Linked DNA regions of Homo sapiens: all the other regions are linked to region 2. Evidence: read pairs that join two places in POLR2A ChIA-PET (ENCODE). Cell type or tissue: HepG2. All regions are shown on one strand.

Region 1 (8,000 bases), 75 kb after region 2:
ATTCACTCTGTGGTCAAAACACAAAGGTGTGTTCCCCTGGCCCTGGTGGGATGACTCCTGCCTCTTCCTATTCCAAGACAACCCCAAAGGTAAAAGATGGAAAAAGAAAAGGCCATGGGGTTAAGATCTGCTGACTCCTCAGTGAAAAGGATCCCACGTTTCCCTGCCTACCAGGGATAGCCTGTGGTTCCTTTTACCTGGGTCAGTAGTGGGTTTTTTCGGATGTCTGATGAGTGTAGAAACCATTTTGTACAGCAATCCCAAACTTGGCGGTGGGAGGAATGGGGGTGGGGGGGGTCTTGGAATCCCTAGGGAGCCCATGAATAACCCTTAAGAGTCCCTAAGTCCCTAAAAATTATAAGTAAAAAATGGCCAGGCATGGTGGCTCACACCTGTAATCCCAGACTTTGGGAGGCCGAGGTGGGGCGATCACCTGAGGTCAGGAGTTTGAGACCAGCCTGGCCAACATGGTGAAACTCTGTTTCTACTAAAAATACAAAAATTAGCCTGGTGTGGTGGTGGGCACCTGTAATCCCAGCTACTCGGGAGGCTAAGGCACAAGAATGGCTTGAACCCGGGAGGCGGAGGGTGCAGTGAGCCAAGATGGCGCCACTGCACTCTCGTCTGGGAGATAGAGCAAGACACCATCTCAATATATATATATATATATATATATATATATATATATATATATATATATATATATATATTTATATGTAAAAATGGAGTGCTTGAGGATACGTGTACACATAAGCCACTCTAAATTGGTGACCTAAAGCTTCCAGCAAATTCTCAAAGGAGTTTGTGACCCAAGAAAAGTAGATTTGCTCTATCCCAAATCTCCCATCTCAAAGAGGAGGACACTGAAGTCCAGAGAGGGTAAGCGACCTGCTGGGTCACACAGTAGAGGCTGGATAGAAACCAAGGTCTCTAACCCTGTGTGGCTTTGTGGGTCTGCTAGGCAGACCTAAACAGTTAGGTCTGCCTGGCTGCACAACCAGAAAAGCAGGCTGGTTCACCAGGACACTGTGCTGAGAGTCCATGGCACATTACAAAGTCTCTACTTGCTCCTGGGGGGAAACATCTCAAAGGCATGATATAGTCACTATTTTCTGGGGATGAGGTTGAGCACTGAGCTGTATTTCCATGGAAAACAGAACAAGGAAAAACTAGACCAAATGCGGAAAGAAATGGAGCCCTCTGTTACCGAGAAAGAGGGCTGGGGCAGGGAGCGCTCTTAAAACTCAAGTGAAGCTTGGGCACACTGGCAGGCCTTAGTTTCCAGAGGCAGAGATGGAAATGATAATCATACTTACCCCTCTAAGTTGTGAAGATTAAAGAAGATGATGCAAGTGAAAATGGCTTATAAATAGGAAAGCAGTACACAAATGCTAGTAATGATCTTTACAGCAGCGGCCTGGTAAATACTTGTTTTGCTGCTGGGAATAAATTGTATATCACCTAGATGTCATTACCCAATTCCGGACAACTATACCATTGTCCTTCAAGCCGTTGCAGCCTACTGTTGGAGCGAGAGCCCTGGTTTTGAAGTCAAGCCTGAATCTGCACCTCAGCTCCACCACCTGTGCACGTGTGTGACTTTGGATAAATCATGTAACTCTCTCAGCCTCGAATTGTCCATCTGCAAAACAGGGACACATGCCTACCTCATAAGGTCATAATGATTTGATGAGTTGGTAAAAATGAAAATATCTATAATGGTGACTGGCACACAATAGTTACTCAATAAACATTAGCAATTTTTTTCCTGTTCCTCAACAGTTTCTAACTTTGGATAGTTTGTTTGCTGCGTAGTTTCTGTCTCTCTTCTCCACTAAAATGTAAGCTCTGCAGCACAAGGACGTGCCTGTCTTGTTTACCGCTGTGTTTCCCAGGCTGGGCACACAGTGTGCTACAGATATTTGTGAAATGAATGAGTGGAAGTGCAAAAGCACGTTTTTAAAGGATGGGAAGGAACTCTGACAATGTGAGAATGCTCACATTGGATCAGCCCCAAGGGGGACCCGGAGCTGTGCCAAGAACCCTATTAGGGGTCAAGAGAGTTGGCCTCTGGTCCTAGCTCTGCCGCTCAACTGCTGAGCCACCTCCGGGCAATTTGTTGGCCTTCTCTGGCCCTCTTTGTGTTTCCTCCAGAGCGTGGGAGCCCTAAGACTCCAGGGCTTCCCTCTTAGAGGCTGACCTCCAAGGAGCTCTGGCCAGCTGGGAAGTGTGGGATTTCGGGATAATTCAGGGACTAAATGAAGAGAAAGGAGAAGTGGGAGAGGATAAAGACCGGGAAGGAAGAAAAGTCAACGCGTGGCTGCGGCGCTGGGCAGCTACGGGTGGGGGTAGATTGGGGGAAGGCCGCGCTGGGCCAAAGCACGGAGCTGCTGTGCGCTCCCCCAAGCATGTCTCCGCCGCGGCTGATGCGCCCGAGCCTCCGCCTGCCCCTCCCTTCCTTGAGCGCCTCGCCAGTTCCCGCCGTCACTGACTTTCTGACTTCTTAACTTGTCAGCAAATCCCAGAGTTAAAAATGCACACGCACCCCGGCCAGCCGCCAGCAGGGCCGTCTGGCCGAGGCTCCAGATGTGGGGCCACCGCGCGGGCCGCCCGCCCCGCCGCGCAGACTAAACAATCGGCCTTGGCCGTGAGCGCAGCGCAATTCCAGATGCCGCGTCCCTCGCGCCGCGCGCTAATTGGGCCGCGGGCGCGAGGCTCTGTCAGCGCCAGTAAGGCCCTGCCCAGGGCGGCCTTGGCCGGGCGCCCGCCCGCTGGGCTACCTAAGGCGGGGGCAGGGTGGAGAGATGGAGGGGAATAGTGGGGCGGGGGGGGGTACGAAGGAGGGAGAGAGAGGAGGGAGGAGAGGAGGAGGAAGACGAGGAGGAGGACAGAAGAAGACACAGTGAGACAGGCCACGAGACAGCGTCAGCTTGAGACAGAGAAACACGAAGAGGGGCAGACAGAAAGGGACAGAGACATTCTCAGAGAGATAGCTTCAGAGACAAAGAGAAAGCCAGAAGCACTGAGCCATATTCAGATTCAGAAGGAGACAGAGAAGGTAGAGAGGGAGAGAGACCACAGAGATTTGGAGTAACAGAGGCAGGGCAGACTGACACGAGAACAGAATCAGGAGAGACCAAGACAACGAGAAGGAAACCAACGTGGACGCGGCCGGGAAGAACGCAGGCGGTGGGAGCACAGGAGACGCTCATGTTTACCACCGGGTCGCAGCTGCCTGATGGGTGTCTAACCCCTTTTGTTTTATAGTACCTCCTCCCTTTACATTCTCACTTTTTATCATTCTTCCTAGACCCGGGCGAAGCCGGGAACTGAGCCCACCCGCGCGGTGATCCATTCCTAGTCTGGCTGGGGGACTGCGTAGAGAAGGAACCTGAGCCGTCGAGATTTCACTCCTAAGCCTGGGCTTGGGGACAGGGGTTCGCCCTGGACACTGCGGGAGGGTGCGGGATGGGGCTCCGTGGGGATTTGCCTAGAGGCAGGGGATGCCCCAAATGACCCCTGTAGGGCCCGCCCCCAGGCAGCCACCTCGGCAGCACCCTCCTTTCCTATGCGCCCTGGGGCCTCTTCAGCTCTAGAGACAGGAGGATGACTCAACACAGGTTAGTCAAGACCCAGGGCAGGGAAGCCCACCGGGGACCACCCGGGGGAGCCCCCCAGCCTCGCGTTCTGCCCCCGCTGGGAGGCCCGGGCGCCCCGGGGGTGAGGGCGGAGGGCAGTGCGGCGGCCCGGCGGCTCTTGGCGGCCCCTCTCTGACAATCTTTCCTTTGTTTGTTTTCTTAAATCTGGGAGGCCCGAATTCCTGCCGGATTCCGTAGGTTTCACTCAGGAAGGAGGCGCCCCCACCCCCACCCCCTCTCACGTCGGACTCGGCTGCAGGGGGAATGGCAGGTTCTTCCCGGAGGCCAGCGGCGCGCAGCCCCACGGCCCGGGCAGGGCGAGCGGGTGCCCGGCGCGGCGGAGAGTCCCGGGCGCCCTTCCCGCGCGCGCCACCGCGCAGCCCCGCCGGAGGGCCGCGGGCAGCCTCGGCAGAGAAAATTACAAGAAAAAAAAAATCAAACCAGGAGCGCTTTAAAACACACAAAGAGTAGCCCTCCCTCCACCCAGCTTCATTCCACACCCCATCCACCTCTCACACTCCCCCACCCCTTTTTTATTTTGGTCTCCAAACTTGAGCCTCATTAATTTCCAAAAAAAATTTCCCCCAATAAAAGGCAAACATGGAAAGAAAAACAAACTATTAGAAAATAGAGGAGGGAGGAAATGTTATTTAAAAGGTTAGCAGACCGCATCATTTTCCAATGATATTATATACTCCCAGCAGTATCCAAAATATATATGGGCCCTGGGCCAAGAATGTAAAAAAACTTTTTTTTGAAAAAACCCTTACTTAGACACAACATCTGGACCGGAGAGCGAACAAACCCCCCATTTATCACACTTAATCCTCCAATGAAGCAATCGACAGTTGACTTCTGTTTTGCTAATTTAGTTGCTTTCAAGCGCCGGCCCAGTCCAGACCGGGAATTAAGTGTCACTTGCGGAGGGCCTGCCCTGCCCCCGGCCGTCTTCGCTCCCTCCCGCGCCCAGGCTCTCGGATAGGGAAAAAAGGCCATTAATGAAGAAAGAAACTTTTTACGAATTCCCTTTACCCCCGCCCACTCGGGTCAGTGAAAACCTCGACTGTGACCTAGCTCTGTCCCCCGCCCAGTACCCGACACCCACTTCCTTGGCAGCCACGCCCCCACCCGCCAGCTGCCTCCCCCCAAGACTCGGTGGAGCAAGGCCTCAGCAGGCACAAACTCTTGCAGCTCCAGGAGGTCACCCAGCTCACCGCCTTCTCCGCGGGTTGGCTAGGTGTTGTCATCCTCGTACCTGGCACTGCCTGGTGGCCTGGCAGCTTGACCCTTAGGCCTGGAGAAGGCAGGGGAGGGTCGTGGTGCTTGGCGGTAGGGAGCTTCCATTACCCTCGCCCCGGAAGTGGATGAGAGGCAGCAGCTCCTGAGGTGGAGGCCCTTGGCCAGCAGTGTCCAGAGACAATGGGATCTTGTGAGATTGCAAGCGGGAGAGAGAATAAATCAGGGAAAGTGTATCATTTGAGGATTAGTCAATAAATCCCTGGGACCCTGGCCCAGTGGGGCTGGTGCCAGAGGCAGGGCTGGCCCCAAGTGCAGACTTCCTTCCTCAGCAACCTTCCCTTCCCTTCCCAGAGGCCTCCTGGGTCTCTCTCTCCTCACCTCTCTCTGTCCATCTCCATGGCTCCTCTCCTAAACTTTGGAGCCCAAGGCATAGCCTTTTGTCCTTCCTCTCCCCCTTGCTGGAAAAAGTTCTACAACGGAGCAGAGAAGGTTTGAAGGTGTCCTCAGGCACCTGCAAACAGAAGAGGCTGGAGAATGTGTCCCAACTCCAGCCTGCCCGCTCCTGTTCACTCTGATCCAGCCCACCCCCCAGTCCGCAGCTTTGAGCCCTGGCAGAGTCCACAGGAACAGCCTGCACTCCTAAAAGAGGCCCCCAGTACCCTGAACCCCAGTCCTCTGCAGGCTCTCATGGTGGTCTGGCTGGGCCTCAAACTTCTTGGGATGGGGCCCTGAGTTCTGGCCGCAATCCAAATGCAGTCTCAAACCTCCTGAGTCCATCCTCTAGGCCCATGGAAGCCTCGTATCTGGAGCACCCTCCATACTCACTCCAAAGGGCACTTATGAGGGCATTTAGTATATTCCAGGCAGTGTGCTAGACTCAGGACATTTGGAGACTAATGAAACTCTCTTCCTGCCCCTCCCTTGGACCTAAGCCTCTACTGGGTTTTATTTTCTGTTCATATGGGGATACCATATTACCCAGCTATACTCCTTCCATAACCAGTTATTGAGCACCTGCCATATGCCAGACACTGTTCTAGGCACTGGGGGTTCAGAGCTGAGCAAAGGCCATTTCTGCCCTCCAACTTGCCAGGGAGACAGACATGCTGACAATTAATTCCAAGACTAGGCCAAAAATAAGGGGCCATGGGAGGCATTTATAAAAGCCTCAGAGGAGGGACTGACTCACCTTGGCTGGGATAGAAGGAGGGGTGTTGGCCGAGTGCAGTGGCTCATACCTGTAATCCCAACACTCTGGGAGGCCGAGGTGGGCAGATCACGAGGTCAGAAGTTCAAGACCAGCCTGGCCAAGATGGTGAAACCCCCATCTCTACTAAAAATACAAAAATTAGCCAGGTGTGGTGGCGGGTGCCTGTAATCCCAGCTACTCGGGAGGCTGAGGCAGAGAATTGCTTGAACCCAGGAGGAGGAGGTTGCAGTGAGCTGAGATTGCGCCACTGCACTCCAGCCTGGGTGACAGAGTGAGACTCTGTCTCAAAAAAAAAAAAAAAAAAGAGGGGGGCTGTGATGGATCACAGTGTGGTGGGGGTAACCTCATCACTGTAGCTCTTAAAGCCCATCCTGGGGGACCGTACAGCCTAATGGTTAAGAGCAAATGGTGTGGTTTAACTTCCTGCTCTGCCACATCAGTTGTAGGACCTAGGGCCTCTTAGTCTCTCTGAGCCTCAGTGTCAACATCTGAAAAAATGGGACTAACAGTAGGAACTGCCTTGTGAGTCTCTGACACAGTAACATGGGGCAAGCAGCTGGCATACAGCAACCTCTGACTGAATGTCCACTTAATTAGCCTTCTTTCAAAGTATTCGAATAAACTAGCTTGTAGCCTCCTTGCCACCCTCTTCTTGTCCTCCTCCTCAACTTGAGGGCCTGGCACAGTGCTAGGCACATAGAGTAAGTGGTGGAATAAATCAATGGGTACAATAGAAAGCCCATCAAACCTTGGCTCAAGTGCTGCTAGGTAGACAAGCAGTGGGCCTGAATGTTCCATTTCTTTGTTCTGATACCTGGCCATAGGCTGGGTGGGCCACGATGGCTGTTCTTCTTGCTCCCACATTTCCAGAAGTCAGGCAGAGTATGACCCTCTGAAGCCCCCTTTTCTCTGCTCAGTAGAAAGTCAAGAAATGTCTTCTAGCCTGGAGCCATCATTCTGTGACTCTGGTTTGGGCTGAGTCTTGACTTGCTGTGTAACCCCGGGCAAGACATGTCCCTCTCTGGGCCTTGGACTCCTTATAGGTGAAATGAGTAGGTTGGACTGGATGCTTTCCATGCTCCTCTGCAGCCTTTGTGTTTGATGTCTGCTTCTTCTTTCAGCTGGGGGAACCTCATCGTCCTTGCCAGAGCCTGCTTACCTGGAGGTGTGGTTTTGTGCTCTCCCATTTCCCATCTGCTTCTTGGCTTTTCTTTTCTTTTCTTTTCTTTTCTTTTCTTTTTTTTTTTTTTTTTTTGAGATGGAGTCTCACTCTCACCCAGGCTGGAGTGCAGTTGAGCGATCTCAGCTCACTGCAACCTCCGCTTCCTGAGTTCAAGTGATTCTCCTGTGTCAGCCTCCCGAGTAGCTGGGATTACAGGCACATGCCACCACGCCCAGCTAATTTTTTGTATTTTTAGTAGAAATGAGGTTTCACCATGTTGGCCAGGCTGGTCTTGAACTGCTGACCTCCAGTGATCCGCCCACCTTGGCCTCCCAAAGTGCTGGGATTACAGGCTTGAGCCACCGTGCCTGGCCTTGCCTCTTGGCTTTTCACTGTGGTGTCCCTGTCTTTTTCCCTTCTTGCTCCCCTCAGCTATCTTCCTCTCTTTCTCTCTCTTATTCTGTCCCAGCGTGTGAATAGTATGTGGATGAACTGATGATGCTTAACTTTCTCCTGGGCAGCTTTCCCCTCCCACCTCTACCCGGCTTCTTGACCCCCAAACACAATCTGGGCCTGAGGAGCAGACCTCTCCATCTGTCCTCTTGCCTGGGCTTCTGTCCCTGAAGACCTTGGTGGTGCCCTGACCCTTGACTTCTGACTTCTGAGAGAATGGGAGAATGGCATCCCAGCTGGACCAAGACAGTGCCTAATATGGGTCTTCTGTCCCTAGAGATGGACAGGCTTTATATTC
Region 2 (8,000 bases):
CGTTGCTGACTGCTTATTATGTGCCCAGCACGGCACTTGGCTAAGCCCTTTACACGTGTATCTCATGGAATCTTCACGGCAACCCTGTGAGGATGGTGCCATCATCATTAACATCTCACAGATGAGATGGGAAAACTGAGGCCCAGAGAGGTTAAATAACCTGCCCTGACCCTGACCCGGAAGGGACAGTGGGAGCAGGGGTGAAAGTGACTTGTACGCCATTAAATTCTATGTAAACGTGAAGAAAATCACTTTTTAAAACATTCTGGATTTTCCCTTTCCCCTCCTTCTCTGTCTCCTCCCCTGGTGTGCCTTAGGGTGCTGCCTGACAAAGGTCACTGAGGACCAAGGCACTAGGCCACTCATTCTCACTGCTGTGAGAGCTGAACTAGAGACGAACGTGGCCCGCAACAGGAAAGACTGAGACCAGACACTCAGAAGATCTTTCCAGGCACCAGGACTGTGAGTCACTGACAGGAGCATGTGAAAAAAGGATGTGGCCTTTCCTTCCTCGGGCCTTTCTTCCTTGGAAGCAGGGGAATGGAAGAGATGACCTTGGAAGGCCTCCTTGGCACTTGCTTTTCCTGCCACTTGGCTGAGCAGCTGCCTATGGAGGCTGCTACAGAGATCTGGATGGATTACATGGTGTGCACTCGTCTCGAGGTGGCCCACTGGGGTCACAAAGGGTCTGGGAAGTGGCTGCCGCATGCTGATCTCCTGAGTTGGTTGACCTCATCCACCTCTCCTTGTGCCCCTTGGGGGTCTGAGAACTGAGCTGGAGCTCCTCTGGTGTCCCGCTGGCCCCTTGCCAGGCTCAGATGCCTCAGGATGGGCGCTCTGCAGCTAGCAGGCTCAGCAGGGCCCATGAGTCACCATCTGGAGAGTAGCTGGGCAGCTAAGTGCTAACTTAAGCCCTGGCAGTGTGAGCCCTGGGCCAAACGCCGGCAGCTGCCTCCAGCCCCTCCCTCAGGGACCCTGCACCCACCCATGAATACAGCGTGCTCGGCTGGACGGTCTGACTGGAAGGAACAGGGACAGTGCCTGACACACAGGAAGCTTATTTGAGGGCTGAGAGTGGGAACGAATGCAATTTGGTGCCAGGGTCAAGAACCCAAATTGTCTCTTGAGTATGGGGTCCCTGTGAGTGGGGGGCAATGTGGGGAGATCAGGCCAGAGTTTGGTTTGGCTTAAACTCTCCTGCAAATGACCAGAAGTCCTCAAACTAATCCTGGGCTGCAGCTGCAGCAAGGAAAGATAGCAGTGAGATATAAAGAAGAACTTCTGAAAATGCCAGATGGGGATGGACGAAGCCAAGGCCCCAGCCACCTTTGCCCCCATCATGTCCTCAACTCTCGGCCACCTGTGCTGCCTTCTATGATAGGTCTCTCCCTGGTGGGGTCCAGGCCTGGAAGGAGGGCCCCTCACTAGGCTGGAGCTGGAGACCTGACAATAGTTTTGGAAACTCTTCTGAAGCTGGCTCTGGAGGAGAGGGATGGTGAACGTGGCTGGGAGGTGCGTGGGCAGAAAATCCTGCTGGGGAGCAGAGCAGCGTTCTGTGGGGAGCCCTGGGAAAGGAGCTGCGCTTGATCTCCCTTCATTATCCACTGCACTCAGGCTCAAGATGCACTCTTCTGCTCGGGTGGGGAGCCCAGTCCTTGCTCTCCCCTATCCCCTCACCAATCTTGAGCTCATAGAAGAACATTTCAAGGCCCTGGGCCCTACTTCAGGACAAGGATCTGACCTCCTTGGAGATAATAAACTTAGGAATAGGGGCAGAAGGCAAGGAAGGTATTCAGGGTTGGAGAAGAAATAGAGGGATCAATATAGGTAGGGAATCCAGGCTCCTGGGGAAGCATGGCTCCATGGCCCCAAGAACCCCCATATCCCTGAGACCCTGAGAACCATCTGGCCTAGGCTTCTACACCAGGGAAATATTGGCATTATTACCAATATTGTGCCAAGCACAAGGGATCGTCACAATGCAGAGATTAAAAGTGTGAGTTCTACTGGCCGGGCACGATGGCTCACGCCTGTAATCCCAGCACTTTGGGAGGCAGAGGCGCGCAGATCACCTGAGGTTGGGGGTTTGAGACCAGCCTGACCAACATGGAGAAAACCTAAAAACACAACGCTACTAAAACCTACTAAAAATACAACCCTACTAAAAATACAAAATTAGCTGGGCTTGGTGGTGCATGCCTGTAATCCCAGCTACTTGGGAGACTGAGGCAGGAAAACTGCTTGAACCCGGGAGGCAGAGGTTGTGGTGAGCTGAAATCACGGCATTGCACTCCAGCCTGGGCAACAAGAGACTCCATCTCAAAAAAAAAAAAAAAAAAGTGTGAGTTCTGGAGCTATTGGGTTCAAATCCTCACTCTGTCTTTTATTTGTTGTATAACTTTGGACAACTTTCTTAACCTCTCTGGGCCTCAGTTTCCTCATCTGCAAGATGGGGCTAGAATAGCACCTCTCCCATAGGACTGTGAGGATAAATGAGATAGCTGTAAAGCGCTTAGTGTCTACACTTCATGGTAAGCACTCTGTATATGTCAGTTGTTAGTTTGGGATGTACTCAGTAAGTATTTGTTGAATGAATGAATGAATCAATCAATGAATTTTTGGAAGTAATGAGACAAGGAGAGAGAAGGCCTGAGAAAAACATCATTTTATCTGTCTTTCTGACTCTGAAACCTCTAGGCCTCTCTTATTTTGGAGGGAGGGAGTTTCCTAAGGAAGATTCCATAGTCTCCCTTCAGCTCTCAATTATTTCAGATCTGTGACCCTTAATCCCCAGCTGAGCAGTCCTTCTAGATGTCTTACCCCAGTCCCTCCCACTACCATCAAGCTCCTACCCTCCTACCCCTGGGTCAGCAGCCCCTTTCTGGTTTGGGGGAACGTTTGCTGTTGTCCAGCCTACTCCTTCCTGTTCTAAGCTGGGTCCAGGGCGGGCAGGATTCAGAGTGGAAGCCCAAGGACCACTTCAAACCCTGGGATTGTATGTGGGGATCATTAATTTAAAGAGGCCCAATCCTGACCAGCATGGGTATGAGAACCTTTTAGATCTCATTCTGATGAGATCTTTCTCTTCCTCTCTTTATTGACTTTCCAGATTGTGTCTTCCCCTCCTCCACCCCAGGCCACGCCCTGATCTTTGCCCAGCTCCTCCCCTTTGAGGGTTGTCTCCTTAGGGTCAAGAATTTTAAGAGGGTTACTGTTAAGGCTGCACATCTGTTGGGCACCTTGAACTTTTTCCAAACATAAACTTGTTTTACATAAAACTCAGACTTTGTCAGAGCACTGGAATCTCCACCCAGGACAAAGCCTGGTCCTGGGTCCTTCTCTGAGCACCCTGCACCCACCCCACCCTCCTCTTCACTTCCCTCAGCACCCAGCCCCAGACTCCAGAGCACCTCCAGCTCAGAACCAACCATACTCACCCTTCTTCCCTTAGATAAACTTCCTTTCAAAGCCTGGCTTAATCCCTTCCCCAATTCTGAGCCTCCCTCTGCTGGGGGAGGGGTGGGGGGAGCATGGATCCCGGGCTGCTGGGCAGAGGGGGAGGGGAGTGGCTGCCCGAGTAGTGACCCAACCCGGACTCAGACTGCAATTCTCCCAAGTTCTTTGTGACACAAAAGGTAAACAGAAGGCCTGGCTCCCCCACCCCCCGCCCACCCCCCACAGATCTCCCCTCCCCCAGCCAGCCAGATGGGCTGGCAAGCTGGAGGGAAGGGAGAAGGGGAAAAAAGGGCAGATTGTGCAAAGGAAAACAAAAGAGACAGAGAGACATCAAGAGACAGGAAGCATGGAGAGACTGCGAGAGAGCTGGTGGATGAGGGATAAGGGGGGAGGATAAGAGAAGGGGGGACTTGGTGACGTGACTGCAGCAACAGAGATGGCCTGGGAGGGGCTGAGCCCCAGACACAGGAACACAGAGGGACAGAGGGAGTGACCGACAGGGACGCAGAAACATGAGAAGTGACCAAGAGAGACCCTGAAGGGAAGAGGCAGGGGAGAACAAACAGTGAGAGAGGTACAAAGAGACAGGGAGAGCTGCAGACAAACTTTGAGTGACAGGGACAAAGAGGCTAAGCTAGCGGAAGGTCTGGCTGATCAGGTGGAGACGAGAGAAAGTGGGAAGCCTTTTTGCCCCACCCCTGCAGTGACTGTATTTCCTTTGAAAAGTTGCCCACTTTTTGGTGTTGGAACTGGCAAGAGCAGTTCTCCAACGGGTCCTTGCCCTCCCTCTGTGCCAGGCCCACACTCCAGCCCAACCCAGAGCCAGCGGGGTGCTCTCTTCCTCACCTGCACAGCAGAGGCAGACTGTTTGCTGTCATTGTTCCCTGGGGAGCTCAGGCCTGAGGCCTGCTGCAGCAGGAACTGCCGGGCCACTTGGAGAGCCTGCAAGACAGGGGCTGAGTCAGCAATGGCCTGGGAGGCTGGGTGGGATCCAGGGATTAGGGAGTGTTTGGGGCAGTAAGGAGAAGGAGATCAGGGTAAGGTGGAAGGTCTTGGGGGTGAGAGGGTCATGGGTCCATAAGGGCTTGGGGTAAGGGTAGTAGAAGTCACTGAGAAGAGCTGTTGGGGTTCAGGGATCAGAGCCTCTACAGACTCAGCCTGGGACCCAGTGAAGTTTTGTTAGGACTCAATGGGGACAGCAAATGGAAGGGCCCATGGTCAAAAAGGGACTCTTAGAGGAAAATAAAGGGGGTTGACTCAGGGCATTAGTAAATCAGTACTATTTGTTGAGCATCTACTATGGGTCAGGCACTGTACAGGCAAGAGCTTATTTAATCTTCCTCTGTAAGGCTGTAAGGTAGGGATTATTGCCCCATTTTGCAGATGAGGAAACGGAGTCTCCAGGAGGTTAAGTAACTTACCCAGGATCATACAGCTAGGCGGCATCAGAGCCAAGATTTGAGCCCAGGAAGCCTGGCTCCAAGGCCAACTGCCTTACTGGGTGGTCAGTCTGGGGGCTAAAAAGTAGCATTCACTGTGGAGCCAGAGCACACAGTTGGGAGGATGAGGGAAGAGCCCTGGGGTCAGTGGCACAAGGTCTGAGTACCGTGTGACTTTCTGAGTTCAAGGATTGTACATGCATGCTGCTGGAGGAATTAGATTAAGTTCTGAAAGGTATACTATCAGCAGAGATGCATGGACCATCGTGCTGTGGGCTTGGTGGCCACAGTGGCTTAGACTGAACTGAGCCAGAGGGGTCATACGAGTGGGAGGCATATGGAGATTGCTGGAGGAATCACTCCAGTGGGTCAGTGTGACAGTCAAGGAGTAGGAGGGGCCCGGAAGGTAAACTGATGGGCAGTGAGACGTCTGGTAGGAGTGAGGGGTCAGGAGGGCCCAGGAAATTATCTATGAGGCCAGTCAAGCCCTCTATGTCCTCACTATGCTTCAGTGGGAGGTTTGAAGGCAAGTTCTGAATCCACATTTCAGCAGCACAAAATTTATCTGCTTCCAGATTGCTCAAGACCCCCTTGGGAGCCAGTGCAGGTGTGTCTAAGCCCTTGACACAGGGCTCCAACCTTAGGCAGTCCTGGGTCTGAATCCCAGCTGTGCGGCCTGCCAGCTGCGACCTTGGGCAAGTTATTCCAGTTCTCTGCACTTCAGTCTCCTTATCTGCAAAACTGGGAAACTACCCATCTCCAAATTACTAGGGGGATTAAAGGACCAATGTTTGGCATCCAGTTGGCATTCGGGAAGTATTCACTCCCTTCGGCTCTCATTAATCTCTCCACAATTCTCCACTTCACCTCCTCCAGCCTCTCCCCAACATAGCCTCGTGCCCTGCGCACTTATTAGACGAAATGCGCCCGCCTGTGGCTCTCTCTCACATCTGTCCACACATACACTTGTTTTTTCTGTATGGGCCCCTATTCTCCTACCCCACCACAAGCACCTTCAAGGCAAAACCTTTTAAGGTGGGATATGGCTGCACCACCCATCATCGCTCAACAAGCAAAGAGAGTGACCACTGTGTACCAAGCATATACACACAACCACCTTCGCGTCCGTTCATCATCAGTGCAAACAGCCGAGCCTCCTGAGGCTTTAAATCTAGTTTACCCTAGGAGGGCAACTAAATATGCACTGGCCTATTGACGGGAAGGTGTCCTGCAGCAAACCTGGAGCTCAGATTGGTGTGCTCCTCACAGGCCACCCCCACCCCACCTCCTTCCCTGGATGTCACACCCAGAGAAGTGCCCTGGGCTTCCAGAGGGGGACAGGATGTTTCTCCTCTTCCAGATTCACTTCAGAAAGCAGAAATCTGACCTTTCTAAGTCAAAAGGCTCTGCGGAAAGAGGAGGAAGGGTGGGGGGGGGGGTTGCGGGTGAGGAAGGGCAGGGAGTCAGGTGGTCATTAGGAAGGAGCCCCTGCCTCTACTACCTTGCTTTTACAAACTCCTCCAGGTCTACTGACAAGTGCTCTTTGTCCTCCAAAGGTGGAGGTAGAGTAGGGTTGAGGGGGTACAGGGGTCAGAGGCCAGGGCACAAGGGTAGGGGAAGAAGATGGCTCAGAGAGGCTGGCCAGCCCAGGCGACCCAAAAGGGACACTGGTTGGGGTGGGGAGATGACACACTCCAGATCCCCGGGGGACAGGAGGGAACAGCAGGGAGGGGCTCCTGGGGGCAGTTGGGGGCAGAGCCCTGCTCAGTCTCCTGGGGTGGGGTGGGGGGTGGCCAGGGGAGTTGACTCCCCACTGACTCTCTTACTTTGTGGTCCCCTGGAGCATGAAATTACATGATTTACAGGAAAAAAATGGCAAGGCCTTGCAGTCTCATTCCTGAGACCTCCCCCTCCCTGTGACAGGCCCTTCCTCCCCCTACACCCCCTACCCACAACCCCTTTCCTTCTTCCTGCCAAGACCAGGCCAGATGAGAGCCAGGTAAGACCTTAGGTCTGGCCAAGGCTCCCCTCCCTCAGCTTCCCACCATTCCTTCTCATACATGGGTCCTCACTCACCACTCTTCTCACATCTATGAAGTACCTGCTGCGTGCCAGGGACCAGGCTAGGGGCTGGGGATACACAGAAACAGAATGTGGCCTCTGCCCCCCCAGGGCTCACAGCTCAGGTTCTGTGATGATAGCCTCTAATATAAAGAATGATAGCCAGGCGCAGTGGCTCATGCCTGTAATCCTAGCACTTTGGGAAGCCAAGGCAGGCGGATCATGAGGTCAGGAGATCAAGACAATCCTGGCTAACATGGTGAAACCCCGTCTCTACTAAAAATACAAAAAATTAGCCAGGCGTGGTGGTGGGAGCCCGCAGTGCCAGCTACTCCAGAGGCTGAGGCAGAATGATGGCGTGAACCCGGGAGGTGGAGCTTGCAGTGAGCCGAGGTGGCACCACTGCACTCCAGCCTGAGCAACAGAGCAAGACTCCATCTCAAAAAACAAAACAAAACAAAACACAAAACAAAACAAAACACGAATGATAAGAAACTAGTCAGCCTGAAGTGGGGGTGAGTGCCAGGGGTCAGAGAAGGCTTTCTTCTACCTGGGGAAGTCTCGGAAGGCTTCCCAGAGGTGGTGGCAGCACTAACTGGAGTCTCGCCATCTGAAGGGCGAGTTAACACGGTGAACGAGGAGGGTCACATCGACCACGCTGCTGCACCAGATGTGTTCACACTGCCTGCTGGCACTGCGGCCTGGAGATCACTGGACTGCCCACCTCAGAGAGACGTGGGAAATAATGGGTCCTAACTCCGGCAGATCCCCAGCCCCACTTTCTTTGAATATGCCAACCAGACTGGGGCCTCCTTGAAAGCACAGATGTTGTCAACTGTAGCTGTGAACCCCCATCTCCAACCACCAGCACACAGCAGACATGTGATACCCACTCACAAAACTCATTTTAGTCTAGGCTGAATACGGGAGGCTGGCACAGGCTGACACTAAACTTAACAGCTAACATTTGCCTTGCAGTTTTCAAAGCACTTTTTCAAACATTTAATTGAAGCTTCACAACATTGAGCTAGGTGGAGCAGGTAT
Region 3 (8,000 bases), 120 kb after region 2:
CCTTGGTTCCAACCACTGGTGCCAGAGCAATTACCAGGGTTCTGGCAATCAAGGGTGGTGAGGGGAGGGAGCTAAAAATACACCCATTTTCCACAGTCCCATAAGCCTTCAATTTACCTGCTTTTATAAAAAGATGCTTCCTTAGGTGTCACCAGCAGAAGGTATAATTACAGCCTGGAAATGTTAATTCCCTTGCTCCTGATATGTGGATCGTTGCTCTGCAGGGCTCCTGTCCTCCTCAGAGCCCTGGGAGGGGAGATGGGCAGGCTGTGGGAGGGAGTCAGAGTGGGAGGCAATGCCAGGCCTGAAGGCCAGCAGGGACCACCCTAAATGAGAACAGGAAGCAGTGGAGGAGGTGCCTTCTCATACCTGGCTACCCCCAGGAATCTCCCAGGCGGCTGGGGCTGGAGAAGGTGGACACTGAGCTAGAGACAGATGTGGGGAAGTGGGAACTCTAAGGCACCTGTTTCAGATCAGTGAAACTGAGCTTTATCAATGCTCCCCAGAACTCACTTACCCTTTTTTTCAAATGAGCTAGTTGTACTGTTTTCCCCTCCAGGTCACAGTGAAGTGACACCGCTTTGGGAATGCAGAGAGGACCTATAGGTCACATAGACAGTCATTCCTAATGCATTCTCCCAGTGGGCTTGAGTGTTTGCTCTGGGGCAGGTAGTGGGCCAGGGTAACAGAGATCACAGTGCAGATAGGGAGGAGATGAAGATAGTCATGGTAGGGTGTGGCCAGGGCTGTCCATAAGTAAGCAAAGGGTGATCCAGGGACCAGGACGGAGCAGCCTCACTCAGACAAGGGATCATTCTTGAGCTTTTTTTTAGATGAATTTATTTTTTCTTGAAACAGATCTCACTCTGTCACCCAGGCTGGAGTGCAATGGCGTGATCTCAGCTCACTGCAACCTCCCCTTCCCGGGTTCAAGCCATTGTCTTGCCTCAGCCTCCTGAGTAGCTGGGATTACAGGTGCCCTCCACCATGCCTGGCTAATTTCTGTATCTTTAGTAAAGATGGGGTTTCACCATGTTGGGCCAGGCTGGTCTCGAACTCTTGACCTCAGGTGATCCGCCTGCCTCAGCCTCCCAAAGTGCTGGGATTACAGGTGTGAGTCACCATGCCCAGCCCATTCTTGAGCTTTGAAGGACAAGCAGGGTGTGGCTTGCTAGTCTCCTTGCCCCCATCTGTCCCCCTTCAGTTTATCCACACATGATAGCCAGAGGGATTATCCTAAAACCTAAGAGAGATCATGTCATTCTCTGCTTAGCATCCTCTAATGGTTCCCCATTTCACTCAGAATTATCACAGTGGCCTCAAGGCCCTATTCATCCTGCCTTCCGTGCTGCAGTTTCGGCCATAGCGCTCGGTAGCACCTACTGTTGTGTATTATAGTCATCCATGGGGCAGGACTCCTCGCTGATACCAAAATCCAGGCACCTCAGGTCCCCTATATAAAATGGCATAGTATTTCTACATAACCTGTGCACATCCTCCCATATACTTTAAATCATCTTTAGATTACTTATGATAACTAATACAATATAAATGCTATGTAAATAGTTGTTGTATTGTTTAGGGAATAATAACAAGAAAAAAGTCTATACATGTTCAGTACAGGTGCAACCATTGGAAGCTTAACTACATTTTCTGTCTATGTTTGGTTGAATCCACGATGCAGATGTGGATATGAGGGGTGACTTCTTTGTTTTGTTTTAGTCTCTATCCCTCACCATGATATAAAACTCCATGAGGACAAGGATTTTTGTCTGTTTTGTTCCCAGGGTTCAGAACAGTGTCAGGCACACAGTAGGTGTTCATTAAGTGTTTGTGAATGAATGAGACCCTTCAGGAAGGATTTCCAAATACAGGGCAGAGTAAATGCAAAGTGCAGTGACATGGAAGGGCCCCATGCATTTGGGAAACTTGAGTTCCATATGCCTGGTGCATAAGATGCTGGTGGAAAAGAGGAACAGGATGAGACCAAGGCCAGTGTGGCATTTTTCTATGGAAAAGGCAGAGGAGAGCAGTGACATGGTTATATTTGTGTTTCTGGAAGATTCCATGGGCTGTTGAGAGTGGGTTAGAGCTGAGGAAAGCTGGAGGCAGAAAGACCAGGAAGGAAGCTGTGTAGGCATTCAGGGGAGAGGATGAGGCCCCTGTCCAAAGCAGGGCAGGCATGGACAGAGGTGGGTTTCTAAGAGGCATAGGGGGTCTGCAGTGAGAAGCAAGGTGCCAGGCCTCTTCCCCCTTCTCCAAAACAGGTCATCCTGCTCCCCAGCGGAACCCCACTCCCAGCCAGGCTGACACCCATTCCGAGCCTGGGAAACCCTTCCCTTCAACACTCCACCCAATCCCTTTCTCTGGCTCCCATCCCTCTGTGTCACACGGAGGTCCTCTGAATGACCACAGCATCCCTCAGTAGCCACTCCTGCCATTGCTTGTCCCCACCTGTCATGAAACATTTCATTAGGGTGTTTCTTGTGAACTTCTTGAGGGCAGGGACTGTGGTGTTTCTGTTCCAGACCTGACAGAATTGCACAGTGGTTTAGAGCCTAGGACTTTTGTCTTGGGCAATCTTGGATTTAAATTCTGAGTCTCCCACTTAGTACCTAATTGACTTTCAGTTATGTCCCCATCTGTGAAATGGGAATACAAGTTTTTTAATTTTGATTTTTACTGTTTTTTTGTTTGTTTGTTTGACAGTCTCTCTCTGTCACCCAGGCTGGAGTGCAATGGCACGATCTTGGCTCACTGCAACCTCTCTCTGCCTCCCGGGTTCAAGCGATTCTCCTGCCTCAGCCTCTGGAGTAGCTGGGATTACAGTCACACGCCACCATGCCCGGCCCAGGATTGCTCTGAGGATTAACTGAGCTAATGCATGTAATAGATATTAGCGAGATGTAAAGTGCTCTTATAAACTCTCAGAGCATCCTGTACTCCTGCGCTGCACTTCCCACGCCTGTAAATACTAAATTAACTGCATCTTTACGGCTGGCTTTCTTCCCCACTAGACTGTAAGCACCACGAGGACAGGAGCCAGCATAGCCTAGCATGATTCCTCAACATAGTCACAGTTGTTAAATAATTGTGCTGACTGAGTGGATTGCTGTATTACTAAACACTTAACACGTTTAATTCAACTGAAACTCAGCTGCTAAAGAAGAGAGAATTTTAATCAATCCAAATTGGCCATGGTTCTCCCCAGGACCCCCAGCGCTTGTGGGAGCACAGACAGAGTGGACTTCCCTAGAAGACAGCGGGCGGGGCTGCTGGGCTGGGCAGGTGGGTGGGCAGCTGTTTCAGCACACCCTTTCATAGAAGGGGAATATGGAAGTCTGAGCCTTGAAACTTTGACCTGGGCCCAGCCTAGGGCAAGGTAGGTGCAGCCTGCAGGGTGACCTGGCTGAGTCCAGAGTGAGGTGGCTGCCTTACCCCCCACACTCCTGCTTTAACTGGAAGATGCTGGGATCAGAGGGAGGGGTGGGGCTCAGCCTGCCTGACCCTCTGGGGAGCTGGCAGGCCTGAGATGCTGCAGAGCACTGCAGGTCCCAAGGCTGTATATACATAGGGCCGGGAATGTTTATTTTTCCTTATTGACTTTCTCCAAATAAACCCCTGCCCAGCAGAAAGGGGCTCCCAGCAGCAGCTGTTTACCCAGTGTTTGCGATAAAGAGGCTTCTCCATAGCAACAGGTGGCAATGTGCAGCTCTCGGGGAACATGGCAGGGCCTCGCCGCAGGGCTGTGTTTACCCAAGGGGAAAGAAAAAGGGGCAGAGGGAGATGGAAGGAAGGAGGGGAGGAAAGAAGGGAGGAAGGAAGGAAGGGAGACAGGAAGGGAGGAGAGAGGGAGGCAGACCAGGAGACTGTGGGCTTGGGAGTGAACAGGAGGGTCCAGGGAGGAAGCTCCAGAAGATGGAGTTTGGAGAGTTTCTGTCCTCAGGAAGCTTCCACTGAGAGTTCCTGGTGGGCCCAGAGGAGGGAAGGCTGTCAGGTGATGTGTGAGAAGTGCGTGCCCGGCTAGGCTGGGGTAACTCTGAGCGGGAGTACCTTGCATAGGAGCCAGGGGGCACCTGCTCAGCACAAGCCTGTGTGGCCTGGTCAGAGTGTTAGTCTAAGTCATTGTCTACTGTGTGTGTGTGTGTGTGTGTGTGTGTGTGTGTGTGTGTGTGTGTGTGTCCATTCTGCCCTGGGAGGGAGGTTTTCGTTTTCTAAGACTGCTGTAGGAGCACACAGTCTTGGTGTCTTAAAGCAACAGAAATGTATTGTGCCAACTAAAATGAGCAGCAGGGAGACCAACTCTCCAAAACAAAGGTTTATTTGGGAATAGCAGGGGATTGCAATCTGGGATATGTGTGCTATAACGGGTCATAGGCCCATAGTAGGTCCAAGGGGGTTGGGGCCAGGAGGAAGCTTTTAAAGACAAAAAGGAGAAATCGTGTAAGCAGTTTTGAAACAAAGACCATGGGTTACAGGGTCTCATAGGAATTGGCATAAGCTCTTTGGTGAAGACACCCATTGTCAGGCAAGTGTCCTGGGGCAAGTGGCTTATCTGGAATGCTGCGATTCTGAGGAATTCCTTGCATAGTTCCCATCATAGACATGTATGGATGAGGGCCCCTTCTTCATGGCCCCCTGGCTCCATTTTCTTAGGGTTTGACAGTGACTGTATTTCGATTCTAATAACTTTCACAGTTGTCTCACAGTTCTGGAGGACAGAAGTCTGAGATTAAGATGTGGCAAAGTCAGTCCCTTCTGTCGGCTCTGAGGGGACTATGCCTCTGTTCCTGGCTTCTGGACTGCTGCAATACTTGCTGAACCTTGGCTTGAAGACACCTCACCCCAATCTCTGCTCCCATCATCACATAGCATTTTCCCTATGTGTCTCTGTGGCTAAATTTCCCTCTTGTTGTAAGAACACCAGTTACTGCATTTAGAGTCCACTCCAATCCAGTATGACCTCATCTTAACTGGATTACATCTGCAAAGAGCCTATTTCCAAATAAGGTCACATTCATAGGTACCAAAGGTTAGGACTTGGCATCTTTTTGGAGGACACAGTCGTACCCACTACTGGCGGAGTTGACATGAGGGGAGGGACAGCTCTCTGTAAGGCTGGGATAATGAACCTGCTTGCAAGCCTCTCAGCAGACAGCTTCTTCATGCTCTTGCCATTCCTTCTCTTGCAAAAGAAGGCGGTGGTTCTGGGGTGAAGAAGGGGGCCCCACCCCACTGTCTCATCTAGGTGAAGTCCTCAGGCAGCGGGGAAAGGAGGACTTGAGGCATAAGGAGTGAGTTGCAGGTGACTTCGGGAACCTGGTGCCCGTGTCCATGTCTTACTAACTAGTTGTGTGACTTTGGACAAGTTACTCCTTCCCTCAGTGCCGCTGTGTCCTCATCTGTACCAATGATACCCGCCCCACAGAGTTGTCAGAATTGTGAAGCCCTTGGAACGATTCTGATACATAGCAGGCACCACCCGAAGTATGGCCATTCTCAGTATTTTCCACAAGCCTTGGTTTTTCCACTGGGAGTGCATGGAAACCCAGTTAGGAATGCCACACCAGGGTGCTGCCCATTCCTGCGGAAAGCAGTGACCCAGGCACCAAGATGGGCATGATTTGATGTGGGCATGGCCCTGGCGGAGGAGTCTGTCCCAGAGACCTGGTGTGGGTGAGGACATCAGTGGGAGATCTTCAAGCTGGAAGCAGGGCACTCCTGCCCAAGCAGGCAGATGCACACCGGCACCCCACTCCAACTCACCCAGTGTGCTCAACCCCGAGACTCAGCAGCTGAGTGTGTGAAGGGAGTCAGCGACCAGATTGAAAGCACACACACACGTACACACTTGCATACATACAACTCACAGATATAGATGCTTGCACACTTCACAGAAATACACACACCTCACAGACACACATACCTTATAGACACACACCTTATACACACAGCTCACAGACACACACACGGCTCACAGACACACACCTCATGGGTACACGTACCTCATAGACACACAGCTCACAGATGCACACACAGGCATATCTCACACACACACATACTTTATAGACACACACCTCACACACACAGCTCACAGACACACACCTCATGGATACACACACACAGACTTTATAGACGCACAACTCTCACACACAGCTCACAGACATACACCTCATGAATACACACACACACACTTTATAGACACACACCTCACGCACACAGCTCATAGACACACACCTCATGGATACACGTACCTCATGGACACACAGCTCACAGATGCACACACAGTTCACAGACACGCATACCTCACAGACACACATACTTTATAGACACACACCTCACACATACCTCACACACACGGCTCACAGACACACACCTCATGGATACACACATACCTCACACATATACATTTCACACACACACCTCACACACACGTCTCACAGACACACATCACAGACACACACATCTTATGCACATACCCATCACAGACATGTACACACCTCACACACTTCACACACACACACCTCACACACAGACCTCACAGACATGTCGTACAACTCACACATACCCTTCACATACACACGCACCTCACACACACACATTTCACACACAGACACACACACACACCTCACAGACATTCCCCGCCCACCACACATACGCACAGATGCAGACTTCAGCCACGTAAGAACCCATCTCTAGCCCGATGGGTCCCAAGAGTCCACACAGCACAGCAAAGCTCAAACGTATTTGTTCATGCGCCAATCTTTCTTGAACACCTACTCTGGGCTAGGCGCTGTTGGAGGAATGGCCGGAGACGAAACATGAAGATTTCATTTTCGTCAGGGGGACAGATGTAAGAAAAATGAATAAGCAAATTATATTGTACATTACAGGGAATTTAGTGCTATGGAGAAAAGTGAAGGAGGAAAAGGGATTGTCGGGAGGCTGTAATTTAAAATGCATCCTTCACGCCTTCCTAGGGTCCCCTTTTCCGACAACCCAAGGCCAAGATGTGAGCTGAAGGCCCGCAGGCCCCAGTCTAAGCCACTCTCCTCTGAGTGGGATGGGCTGGGGACAGCAGCCAGAGTTGGACATTTGCCTGGTGCCTGCTGGACTGGCTCCTGCAGCTTCTGTCAGGGTCCCCAGGAGCTGGCGTCCCTGCAGCGGGGCGGGCAGGCACCCCCCAGAGATCTGTTGCTCTCTAACTACAGTGTGTCACCCTCCTCGTTAACTATTCTCATCCTCATTACAGGGAAATGTCCTCGCACTCAAACACAACCACCACGCAGCGCAGTTCCATAGCCCCGCGGAGAGACAGGACATTTTTCTGGAGCTGCTGGAGAGAACAGTCAGAGAAGCCTGGGGAGGAAGAGTTGATGCCTTCTGGAGTTTCTTGTGGCGGGTGGTGGGTGGTGGGGGGAGCCCTTTCCGGGTGTCAACTTTTTCTTTCCTCTCTTCCCCCAGCTCCTGTTTTCATCCTTACCAATGAGAATTCAGCTAATTGTTTACTCCAGGCTTGTGCCTGTCACCAACTAACCCAGGAGGCCCTCAGAGCCAAGCCCTGCCCTTTGCCTCATTCTTTGTAACTGGACACCTGCAAGAGTGCTGGGCACACAGTAGGTGCTCCATAAATGCTACTCAAATGGATAAGTAGGATAAATAAATGCAGAGTTTGGTAGTTCAAGGTTGGGCGCAGTGGCTCACGCCTGTAATCTCAGCACTTTGGGAGGCCAAGGCAGGCAGATCGCCTGAGGTCAGGAGTTTGAGACCAGCCTGGCCAACATGGTGAACCCCCCACTCTACTAAAAATGCAAAAGTTAGCGGGTGTGGTGGGCACCTGTAATCCCAGCTATTTAGGAGGCTGAGGCAGGAGAATCGCTTGAACCCGGGAGACGGAGGTTTCAGTGAGCCAGACTGCACCATTGCACTCCAGCCTGGGCAACAAGAGTAAAACTCTGTCTCAAAAAAAAAAAGAAAAGAAAAAAGAGTTTGATAGTGCA

The links. ChIA-PET counts read pairs that join two places held together with the same protein. Peaks named below come from ENCODE experiments on the same cell type or tissue, not always from the same donor. Only the 100,000 strongest peaks of a DNase experiment are listed, where the experiment ranks them.
Region 1: POLR2A ChIA-PET joins it to region 2 with 10 read pairs; 3 of 35 experiments call an interaction of 5 or more read pairs at or near these places.
Region 3: POLR2A ChIA-PET joins it to region 2 with 20 read pairs; 4 of 35 experiments call an interaction of 5 or more read pairs at or near these places.

Annotation. Positions count from the first base shown.
Region 1 is chr6:41,499,867-41,507,866 of GRCh38, reverse strand. LINC01276 (long intergenic non-protein coding RNA 1276) reads right to left here and starts at 5,423. Exons shown (of 3, transcript NR_120347.1): 1 at 5,256-5,423; 2 at 4,894-5,064. LOC112267957 (a long non-coding RNA gene) reads left to right here and starts at 2,866. Exons shown (of 3, transcript XR_002956346.2): 1 at 2,866-3,620. RefSeq lists enhancers at 1,943-2,442, 2,920-3,019, 3,723-4,470, 4,471-5,218 and silencers at 2,470-2,549, 2,580-2,739. In HepG2, no CTCF peak of the experiment used is centred here; a DNase peak (open chromatin) is centred at 3,826; H3K4me3 peaks cover 1,653 bases.
Region 2 is chr6:41,574,384-41,582,383 of GRCh38, reverse strand. It overlaps FOXP4 (forkhead box P4), which reads right to left. Exons shown (of 17, transcript NM_001012426.2): 3 at 4,303-4,398. Among named protein-coding and RNA genes, the nearest start is that of MIR4641, 20 kb to the left of the region's middle. RefSeq lists enhancers at 346-847, 2,761-3,383, 3,384-4,007. In HepG2, no CTCF peak of the experiment used is centred here; a DNase peak (open chromatin) is centred at 3,883; H3K4me3 peaks cover 887 bases.
Region 3 is chr6:41,452,573-41,460,572 of GRCh38, reverse strand. LOC112267957 (a long non-coding RNA gene) reads left to right here. Exons shown (of 3, transcript XR_002956346.2): 3 at 7,253-7,684. Among named protein-coding and RNA genes, the nearest start is that of LINC01276, 46 kb to the left of the region's middle. RefSeq lists enhancers at 3,199-3,986, 7,680-8,000 and a silencer at 4,428-4,722. In HepG2, a CTCF peak has its summit at 4,066; DNase peaks (open chromatin) are centred at 652, 3,642 and 4,042; H3K27me3 peaks cover 2,403 bases.